Regions from separate parts of the Homo sapiens genome. Here region 2 is linked to region 1. A link is an interaction called in ENCODE POLR2A ChIA-PET data of the cell type or tissue named here. Cell type or tissue: A673. All regions are shown on one strand. Links, peaks and the distances in the headings refer to the core of each region. The heading gives the core; the rest is flanking DNA.

What was found. Peaks named below come from ENCODE experiments on the same cell type or tissue, not always from the same donor. Only the 100,000 strongest peaks of a DNase experiment are listed, where the experiment ranks them.
Region 2: POLR2A ChIA-PET joins it to region 1 with 5 read pairs; 2 of 35 experiments call an interaction of 5 or more read pairs at or near these places.

What each region holds. Positions count from the first base shown.
Region 1 is chr4:158,863,574-158,869,409 of GRCh38, forward strand. FNIP2 (folliculin interacting protein 2) reads left to right here. Exons shown (of 17, transcript NM_020840.3): 13 at 4,529-5,836. Among named protein-coding and RNA genes, the nearest start is that of FNIP2, 97 kb to the left of the region's middle. In A673, for the core only: no CTCF peak of the experiment used is centred there; a DNase peak (open chromatin) is centred at 2,398.
Region 2 is chr4:159,292,245-159,298,080 of GRCh38, forward strand. All of the region lies in intron 7 of RAPGEF2 (Rap guanine nucleotide exchange factor 2), which reads left to right. Among named protein-coding and RNA genes, the nearest start is that of MIR3688-1, 170 kb to the left of the region's middle. In A673, for the core only: no CTCF peak of the experiment used is centred there; no DNase peak of the experiment used is centred there.

The sequences.
Region 1 (5,836 bases), core at 842-4,841:
TCCCTGTGTACAATGTGATCGCCACCCATTAGTGGGCTGCAGAAGCAATTTAGTGGGTTTAATTAAAAAGCATTTAATTGGTATAATAGAATAGAAAATATCAGTGATTTACATGTATATTTTGTAAAATGTCTGTTCCAAAAGATGCATTGAGGTTGCAGTATAAAATGTATTTCTTTCTTGGCATAGGTATACAAAGTTTAAATGCCACTGTCTACACCACTGACTGAAGTAGTTCCATATAGGTCTCTTTTTGACCTAATGATCTTAAGGGTTTGTAGAAATGAAAAGGAGCTTTTCTACCCAAAAGAGATTTGGACCACTGATTTAATATAAGTTAAAATGTGTGAAATTTTTTTCTCAGAAGTTTACATTGTATTTTTCAAAACACAGTGGAATTAGACTACAAATCAATTTTTTTTTAGTTCTCACTTTCTCAGAAATCAAACCATGTATTTTTGTTGTTGTTGTTGTTTTTGAGACAGAGTCTCGCTCTGTCACCCAGGCTGGAGTTCAGTGGTACAATCAAGGTTCACCACAGCCCCAACCACCCAGGCTCAAGTGATCCTTCCACCTCAGCCTCCCTGGTGGCTGGGACTACAGATGTGCGTCACCATGCCCAGCTAATTTTTGTAAAGGCAGAGTTTTGCCATGTTTTGCAGGCTGGTCGCTGGTCTTGAACTGGGCTCAAGCGATCCAACTGCCTCTGCCTCCCAAAATGCTGGGATTACAGGTGTCAGCCACCATACCCAGCTGACAACCACATTTAAATAACCCACAAGCCAAACAAATTGCACAAAAGAAATTAGAAAACATTTGAAATAATGATAATAAAGATGCAATAAGTTAAACTGTGTAGGGTATAAGGAGACACTGTTGAAAGGGGAATTCTACAACATAGACGTTATTAGAATGTGATCAGGAATAAGTGTGCCTTTAAGATACTAAACTCTCTTCTCGTCTCCTTATTTTTGTTCTCTCTCAGCTTCTCCTGGTTTATTTTTGTTTCTGTCTATATAGTCCCCTACCTCTCTAACCCCCTTTCTTTCACCATGCTTCCTTTACAGGGCTTCTAAATTCTCTCAGCTTCTCCACCTCATTCTTTCCTCTCCTCTTTCTAGTTTCCAACTTTTCACTATTGTTCCCCTCAACAGTTCTTTCCTTTCTTCTCCCTCTTCCTCCCTCTTTGTTTTCTTTTTCTCTACATGTTTTACCCTCCTGGCTGTTATCTCCTCTCCTTCTCCATCCTCTTTTGGCTTCACCCCAGTTCTCTATCATTTTGCACCTCTCTAACATCCCATCTTTTTTCTTTCTGCTTTCCCTTCTCTCTATTCTTCCCTCTTTCTTCCTAAGTTTCTTCTGTCTGTTCCTCTGCTCTCTCCGTCTCTCCCTCCCTGAGTCTCCACTCTGTGTCCCCATTTGCCACCATTCCTTTCTGTGTCCTCCTTTCCTGTGACCTCTTCTCCTACTTTGTCCAGCACCTTTCCTGCTTCCATGCACTCTGTCTTTGGCCTATTTCACTTGGAAGCACGCTTGACTCCTTCACTTTTTCTTCTGCTTTTTCCCCATTTGCCTCTCTTTTAAATTTTTATTTTTAATTGAGGTAAAAAGCATATAACAACATTTATTATCTTAACCATTTCTAAGTGTACAGTTCAGTCATGTTAAGTACATTCACATTGTTGTGCAATTTCTACATTTTAAAAAATTATATTCATGAAAACAAATCTATTCTAAAAATTAGCTTCAATTATCCAAGACTCAAAAAAAAATTGAACTTCCAGTAAATATTTAATATTATGGGTCTACTGTTTTAAAAATGCTTTATTTTATGAAGTTTGGCTATAATGTAATAGCACTGGTTCCACTCACATTGCACTCATTATTTTATATAGTTTAAATGATTATAAATTGTATTTTTAATAACCTTCCTTGTTTTACCATTTCCATTTGTTCCTTAGTTATTAAAATATACAATACTCAAATGCATTGCTAAAAAATAATATTCTAAGTGGTCTTTCCCCTGTAGTTTGTTATACCAGATTTTGGATAAGTAATGCTTCTTCTTTATTAATATTGAAACTGATTTAACAAAAAATATTTCATGAATTCCTGAAATGACTGTTGATATCCTGCGGCAATAGGCAGATGTAATCAAAGTGTTAACAGTAATGAGCTCTTAGAAAGGTTTTCTCAAACAAAAGTCCTAGCTTCAGCCTACAATTCTGAGTTACTCTCTTGAATTCTAGGCTGATTTCTCAGTCACTTGCAAACGCCTCTCAGTTAAAGCTCTATCAGCCTATAATCTAGTCATTTTATAGAGAGGATTGTTTATTATTATTTATGTCTTGCCATTTGAATGTTCTTAGGAACCGTACACAAGGGAATACTCGCAGAAGGAGGTATTTCTTAATGGGTCCCAGGGGGAGGTACTTTCCGATGGTTCTCATAACTTTTTTCCCATACTCATCTATTTTAATTAGTTTTATCTAGTATATGCCCTTATAACTGCTTTCCCTCCTCTCTAGATGCATTCCTCAGAGGGTTTCTAACTTCCTACATTCTGATTTGTACTGATTACCATGTATCAGTTCTCCTTTATTTAGTATCTTTTCAGCTTTTGATTTGTTCCAATATTCTGGTTATTCTTTTTTTTTTTTTTTGAGACAGAGTCTTGCTCTGTCACCCAGGCTGGAGTGCGGTGGCGTGATCTCGGCTCACTGCAACCTCTGCCTCCCGGGCTCAAGCGATTCTCCTGCCTCAGCCTCCCGAGTAGCTAGGTTACAGGTGTCTGCCACCACGCCTGGCTAATTTTTGTATTTTGGGTAGAGACGGGGTTTCACCCTGTTGGCCAGGCTGGTCTCGAACTCCTGACCTCAAGTGATCCGCCCACCTCGGCCTCCCAAAGTGCTGGAATTACAGGTGTGAGCCACCGTGCCCAGCCCTCTGATTATTCTTTAATGGGTTTCTAACTCCAGTTTGATTATACAAAGATACAATGAGACACATCTTTTTTTATGAGATGGAGTTTTGCTCTTGTAGCCCAGGCTGGAGTGCGGTGGCGACACCTTGGCTCTCTGCAATGTCTGCCTCCCGGGTTCAAGTTATTCTCCTGCCTCAGCCTTCCTAGTAGCTGGGATTACAGGTGTCTGCCACCACACCTGGCTAATTTTTTGTATTTTTGGCAGAGACAGGGTTTCAGCATGTTGGCCAGGCTGGTCTCAAACTCCTGACCTCAGGTCATCCACCTGCCTCAGCCTCCCAAAGGGCTGGGATTACAGGCATGAGCCACCGCACCCAGCTGAGATACATCTTTAGGGTCTTAACACAGTGCCTGTCCAGTTAGTAAACATAGGTTCTTTATTATAATTGTCCATCTTCTTATCAAATGTGTAACTTATTATAAAATGTAATAATCAAATTATCAAATGCAGTAGTTTTAATAGTTAGGCACTGAAGTACTTTTGATGAAAAGCTTATTGCTGGGTGGTTGGATGACACATTTGCCCTTATTGTCTCCTCCTTAAGCTGACTGTAGAGCTCACAGTACATTAGTCAGTTTTTAATCAACTTGTCAGGATATATAACTAATGGGACATACTTTTTTCCAGTTGAATTTTCTTTTCTGTTTTTTTCTGAGACAGAGTCTCATGCTGTTGCCCAGGCTGGAGTGCAGTGGTGCCATCTCAGCTCACTGCAACCTCTGGCTTCCAGGTTCAAGCAATTCTCCTGCCTTGACCTCTCAAGTAGCTGGGACTACAGGTGCACACCAGCACGCTCGCCTAATTTTTGTATTTTGGGTAGAGACGGGGTTTTGCCATGTTGGCCAGGCTGCTCTCAAACTCTTGACCTAAGGTGATTGCCTGCCTCAGCCTCCCAAAGTGCTGATATTACAGGCATAAGCCACTGCGCCTGGCCCAGTTGAATTTTCAAGCGAAATGAAATAAAACCTTCAGACTCATTCATGACTAAGTGATTTTCTTCTTGTTAATCAAGCTGATTCTACTTGGTGTGTGTATGCGTATTAAGATAATTCTGTGTAGACCACCTCATTAAGTATTTTGAATTAATTCACTGCACTTCTGTTGAGAAATTCCTAAATTTGGATTTTATCCCAAGGCCCAATGTCCTGGGATTCTTCCAACAAATTCTTATTATTCTAGTTTCCAAGATATAGTATTAGATCTGGTCACATATTCAGAGCTCTGGCTTTAGCCTTCTTTGGGCCATCTCATTGGCTGACCCACTGAGCTGCAGGGAAGACCCAGCAGGCAATGGGAGGGGCTGTGGGCACAGCAGCACGACTCCCACACACCAGGGGTGGTGGGCCACAGCCTGTGTCCAGACTGACTCACTTACAGTGGCAAAACTAAAACGTGGTCCTTACTAGAGAGTAGAAATCATGAGTCTGAAGCAGGGACTCCAGATTGGGAATATAAGTTATCTGTTTTGCTCTTGTAAAGACGGATATATCTGTGACATGCTAACCCCAGAGACCACTGCCTTTGTGTCCACCTTTGCTCTCTAGGTGATCTTTACGGAGCCATAGGCTCTCCAGTGAGACTGACTCGCACCGTAGTGGTAGGGAAGCAGAAGGACTTAGTCCAGCGAATACTTTATGTCCTGACCTACTTTCTCCGTTGCTCTGAGCTACAAGAGAACCAGCTGACCTGGAGTGGCAATCATGGTGAAGGTGACCAAGTTTTAAATGGGAGCAAGATCATAACAGCCTTGGAGAAAGGAGAGGTGGAGGAGTCTGAGTATGTGGTCATTACGGTGAGGAACGAGCCCGCTCTTGTACCCCCCATCCTACCACCAACAGCAGCAGAGAGACACAACCCCTGGCCGACAGGGTTTCCTGAGTGCCCAGAGGGCACTGACAGTAGAGACCTGGGTCTTAAACCTGACAAAGAAGCTAACAGGAGGCCAGAGCAGGGTTCTGAGGCTTGCAGCGCAGGGTGCCTGGGGCCAGCATCAGACGCTTCCTGGAAACCTCAGAATGCATTTTGTGGGGATGAGAAAAATAAAGAGGCACCGCAAGATGGCTCTTCAAGACTTCCCAGCTGTGAAGTTTTGGGGGCAGGAATGAAGATGGACCAGCAAGCTGTCTGTGAGCTGTTGAAAGTGGAGATGCCTACAAGACTGCCAGACCGGTCAGTGGCCTGGCCTTGCCCTGACAGACATCTCCGGGAGAAACCTTCCTTAGAAAAGGTCACTTTCCAGATTGGAAGCTTTGCATCTCCAGAGTCTGACTTTGAAAGCCGCATGAAAAAAATGGAGGAACGGGTGAAGGCCTGTGGCCCCTCCTTGGAGGCCAGTGAGGCTGCTGATGTGGCTCAGGACCCGCAGGTTTCTAGGAGCCCTTTTAAACCTGGCTTTCAGGAGAATGTTTGCTGTCCTCAGAATCGGCTTTCAGAGGGGGATGAAGGCGAGTCTGACAAGGGTTTTGCAGAGGACAGAGGCAGCAGAAACGACATGGCAGCAGATATTGCTGGGCAGCTCAGCCACGCTGCTGACTTGGGCACAGCCTCCCACGGTGCAGGAGGAACGGGAGGGAGGAGGCTGGAGGCCACTAGAGGTTTGTATGTGAAGGCTGCGGAAGGACCTGTGCTGGAGCCTGTTGCCCCCAGGTGTGTCCAGCGGGGCCCTGGCCTCGTGGCTGGTGCGAATATCCCCTGTGGGGATGACAACAAGAAGGCCAACTTCAGGACTGAAGGAGACATTCCCCGAAATGAAAGCTCAGATAGCGCCCTGGGAGACAGTGACGACGAAGCCTGCGCTTCAGCCATGCTAGATCTGGGTCACGGTGGTGACAGGACTGGAGGGTCCTTGGAAG
Region 2 (5,836 bases), core at 793-4,792, 430 kb after region 1:
TGTCAGAGCTTGTACTGACCTAGCTATTCCTAAAACATGCGAACGCCACCCTACCTTGGGCTTTTGCTCTTAGTGTGTTTGTTGCTGAAATGCCTGCTACTCCCATGTGCTTCTGCAGGGGTCAGGCCTTCATTCCATTCATATCTTGTACTCAGATGTTACCTAAGCAGGGAAACCTTTCACACCCTATATCCTGGATACTTAATTAATTTTTAAATTACCACTAAGTGATGTTCTTATTTTTTTGATGGGCTTCCCCCAACTTCCTACCCACTCCCCAACACAGACACACAAATACTAGGATATAAAGTCTATGGAGTCAGAGTTTTGAGTACATCCACCCTTCTTCCTAATGAAATAAGTTTACTTCTATTTTTTTAAAAGACTATAGCATAAATTTCAAGAGAAGTATTTATTCTCAAGTGGTCAGCCTATTCAATAAATTTTATGAGTCATCAAAATCAAACAATCAAGTAGGTGGCTTCTAGACCTAATTTTTCATGTAACCTATGAAGCAGCACTTTTAAAAACAAGTAATTTTCCGGAAACCTTATAGTTTCATCATAGAATATTTGTGTCTTGATATTTGAGTAGATATTAGTGCTCTCCAAATTAGAGGGCACTGAACAACTCCATATATTTCATTACTGTCTTTGGTTCATAAGATAATCTAATACTTTGTTGATTTTGTTCTCAAGTTACATACACAGCACAATAATTTTTCATAATATATTTAATGATTATATTCCTTTGGCCTAGTGATATGCTAGATTTATCTCAACTTTACACAAAGACAAATATGAAGTATACTTAGCAATGTATTATATATTAATATATGAAAATGTTATATACAAAATTTGTGTGCTTATATATTTTGTATACATGTCTATATATGTATTTTATGAAGATGATATAATTAAAATTATTCCTTTGGGAAATAAGTGAGAGCATAAAAAAATGAAAACAATTTTCTCGTCTTAATATCACATCTTAGGTCATCCCTTTCTGTCTAGTCACTGTTTATCACATCGGTTTCTTTTCATCTTTGCTGGATGCAGTACTTATCACAACTTGACAGTTTCTTGTTTATTATTTAATTATTTGTCCCCACCCACTAGTTGTAAGATGCATGACAGCATGGGCTTTATTTTACTCATTGCTGTATTTAGCAAACTCAGAATAGTGTCTGGCCTACTGGTTTTCAATAAATGTCGTTTGACTAGTTAATTGAAGAGTAAATGAACTGTCGTGTTTATTTTATCCAAACTGCACACAGTCCCATGAAATAGGATGTTATCAGTGTCCTGCCTACTTCTTCATAAGGAATTTAGAATTTCACTGTGGAAGAATTTTCAGTTATAGGTCGTAAAAATGATCCTAGTATTTGTTTAGGATAATGCTAGCTATTGTACCAAACAAAACAAAATATAATGGTTCAAACACAGTAGACTTTCTTTTAAGTCTCCTTTTCATAAATCTGATGGTGTTCTTGATCAATGGACAAATTCCTTCTAGATAGTGGTTCAGGGTTGCAGCCCCTCTCCATTTTTTGGCTCAGTTGTGTTTAACCTTCAATGCAAAGCTTGCGTTTTCTTCCAACAGAGACTCTCTTTAATGGAAAGGGAAAGATCATGGAGGGTCTCATGTGTAAGGTTGTTATGAGTAAGATATAGAAGTGGCGTACTCACTTCTAACTGTTCATACTCCAGTGGTTTGAACTCAATTGGCACTTACGTAACCGGAAGGGACGTTGGGAAATGTAATCTAGCGATGCACCCAGCAAGAGAGCACTGGTGAATAGCTAGCCAGTCTCAGCCATGCTACTGTATGTAGATCTAAGTTCATTTGCATTTAGGTGTAAGATAGCTTTATAACTTTTAAAGAGTTAAAAATTAATTATGGGTTAATGTTTTTAATTCTGTGTAAGGCCTCCTTCCCAAACCCAACCTTTTTTGTTCACAAAGAAGGCAGCTTAGAATCCTCCATGGATCCCATAGGAATCTTTTTTCTTTGACTTTAAACACTCATTTCCCGAGCTCCATACTCCATTGAGCATTTCTTCAGTTGGGATAACTAAGTGCAGTCCCTTTGGAGCTCATCAAAGTTGTTGTCTAATTGGTTATAGAAGCCATCTTCTGATCGTACCAGCAGCTGCCTCCCTCTCCAGGGATTGCCGCTTCCATAGCATCAGTCCCACTAGGTTCTGGAAAACAAGAGGCTGAGAACTCAAGTTTTAGTAATTGTAGAATATTACCAGTATTTCTATATTAATTAGTATTACAGTCTAAATGGTATGATTGCATGATTTGCTTATAGTTCATAAACATAGATTTTGGAGCCTGTTACTGAGGGTTTTGGACAAGCCACTTGAGCTCTTTGAGCTTCCATTTCTTCCTTCCTTCCTTCCTTCCTTCCTTCCTTCCTTCCTTCCTTCCTTCCTTCCTTCTTTCCGTCCGTCTGTCCGTCCTTCCATCCTTTCCTCTCACTCTGTCACCCAGGCTGGAGTGCATTGGCATGGTCTTGGCCCAGTGCAAACTCTGCCTCCCAGGTGCAAGCTATTCTCGTGCCTCAGCCTCCCAAGTAGCTGGGAGGTGCATGCCACCACGCCTGGCTAATTTTTATATTTTTAGTAGAGACAGGGTTTCACCGTGTTCGTCAGGCTGGTCTCAAATGCCTAACCTCAGGTGATCTACCTGCCTCGGCCTCCCAAAGTGCTGGGATTACTGGCGTGAGCCATCGCACCTGGCCCGAGCTTTCATTTCTTCAGCAATGAAGTGCAACATCTGGGCTCTTCATAGATATTAGAACAAAGAGACAAAGTATGAAACGTTCAGCGTATTGCCCATTATACAATACAGGCCCCCTCGCCCCAAAGCTATCGCAGTAATTATTATTAACATTAAGAGAAAATATACAGAGGAGTTTGGAATTTAAAATAGATGAAATACTACCCAGAGCATGACTTTTAAATCACCCAACTCAGTACCAACAGTTGGTGTGTTTTTCATTGAAAGTTCTTGGACTGAATGACCTAGAGAATTTTTTGGAATCTCCCAAAGGGATTTATGCATTTCAAATGAGTGGTTGTTGATGGTTGAAAATGAATTGAAAAGGAAAAGGAATTATATGCAGAGTGCATGCCTGTGTGTATGCATTTGTGTGTGTGTGTGTATGTATGTGTATTTGAAATGAGAATGGTCTGGCTGTCACTTGAAATCCATCATAAAACTGTTTATTAACAGGCAACAGGACATTTCATTTGGCCATATATACATTAATCAACTACCTCCGTGTTTCTATGGAAACTTGTATAAACAGTTCGATTGTACCATTTGAGGTCTCAGATAAACATTTTCAATGACACTTTCAATGGTTCTAATAATAATTCTACTATTGTTCTTGATGCCAGATATCTCAGATATCTTTCTTAAAGTGATAGAATTAGTTGACTAGCATAAGAGAGAGAGAGTGTGTGAGTGTGTGTGTGTGTGTGTGTGTGTGTGTGTGTGTGCGCGCGCGCGCGCGCGCGCATGCACATAATGTTTTTTCTGACCTTCAGATGTTGGGGAAATTATATAAAAGACAAGGTTTTGTTTCCACCAAAATCAACTATCAGAAAATAAGCCACCTTAATCTTTTATATAATGAAGTTCTCTCTCAATTTAGTTTATTGTTTTTAAAGAAGGATGTATTTTTCCATAAGGAAAATTAATCAGAAATGACCCCAAGCGATCTTAGCTTGGAATGTTTATAATTCACATGATGGAATTGGTATAAGGGAGTTAAAGAAGTTTTACATAGATTTAATAACGAGGCCTGAATATGTGATCTCAGAATTGCAATTACTGGATATTACCATAAACCTTGTAAAGATTAATTTATAAAGCAAAAAGTAAATGATGGTTGTTGTAAAGAACTTGCAAGAAAAATGAAAAATCAGCTTCCTGAATGTTATACAGCACTGTGTCATTTATAGACACATCACTACCTTAAACAAATTAGAAGGAATGTAAACTCAATTGGATGACTCAAAAAGTGAGTCAGCTTTGCAAATGTCAAAGTCATTGATGTTGGAGATGCAGATTAAAGTTTCATGAGTGAGAAATTATTTACAATTAATATTTTTCATGTGATTTTGAAATTTGTATTTCACTAGTAATTTGATCTAAATAGCCATTTGATTGTTCCATCAATATCCATGAGAATTTTCAGGTCAATTAGTAAATTAATAAATATATTTAAGTTTAATGCTTAAGTGTGTGCTCCCTAGCCGTTCATCTGGGGCTGGAATCTGTTTCCATCACCTTTTCGCTGTGTGATCTTGATGCAAATCACTTTTCTGCATCTGAGGTTTCCTCCTACATAAAATAGTCCTACTAATACCTATTTTTTAAGAGTGTTGTAAAAATTAAGTAAGCTAATGTATGCAAGTACTTAGAGTAGGGCCTGTCACATAGTAACTGGTGTACAGGTGATCTAATTTTGTTATCTTTGGAAAAATGGGGCAAAGCCTCACATTTTGAAATACATGGTACTTAGATCATGCAGTTTCTCATCACATTGACGTATTCCTCTCTTCCATTTTCAAGTGAAGTTCATGTAGGTTTCCTTTCTACTCAATGCTTTCTTTGAACATTCAATGGAAAAACCCTCCTAAAAGTATTTGCTTTGAAACATTAGTCACCTTGTGACAGACAGCCAGTTTTCAACCAGTTCACTAATATTGATTATTTATTTTCCTCATCGGGGTCCCAAGTGTATTTAAATTGTCCCCATTTCATACACGCAAGAATTAATTCCTTTCTGCCTTGGGAGAGGGCTAGGGTACCATATTTCAGTAGCTAATTCCACCACATAAAGATATATATTTGGACAGCAAGCCATGTGAAATACTCATTATATAAGCCACATCTTATCAAGCCCTCTCTGTTACAACTCTAAAACATTATCATAATATAGGAAAGTAGCAAGGAACGTTTGAAATGCATCCCTTCCCCCAACCCCCAAAAAAACACACAACACAGTGGTGTTTCTGTTCAGACTGTCCTCTGAGAGGCAGTGTGCTCCGTATGGCAGGAGCAAAGCTTTGTGGTTTTACCATACTTAGTTTGTAGCATATGTCTGTGCCAAATGCATATTATTTTCGAGGCTTTTGCAGTCAAATATAATAAGGCAATACACATAAATGCACAAAACTACGCAAGTTGTTATCACTTTGAGAGAATTCTAAACTACAGAAATTTGAATATTTTATTATAAAAGAGAGTAATTGAACTATAAGCATATCATGAAAATGAAGTTATTTAGTTTGCAAAATGTATTATGGTATTCTAAGCAGTGAGTTCCTCTCCATATAAATACATGATTTATTTAAAAGGTAATATGTAGACTTTTGGGGAAATATATAGTAAGTGAACTACCATAATGGTAGTTTTAGGTATGACAGTGTCAAAACAAGTTGTTTCTTTGGTTGGCTTCTTCGTTTCCACCGAATTTGAAAAATATCTGGCCTAAGGTGGTGGAGGATGTTGTCTGGAAAAATGACAGAAGAAATGAGAAGGAATAGAGAGGCATATGTAAGGTAGATTATTTGGACCACAGTGATTATTTCATTTGATCACTCTATTATGTTATAGCCATTTCATAGAAGAAACTGAGGTACACAGAAGTTAACTAACTTGCCCAGGTTCACTTGACTTAGGAGGTAGTTGAACAGAAGATTAATCCGTATATGGCTAACATGAGGCTTCTGTCTTCTGAGCCTGGTAAGAAGCTGGAAGAATGTTAAGTAATTACAAATTGTTAATTTTGGCAGTTTTCTCCAGTAGATAAAAGC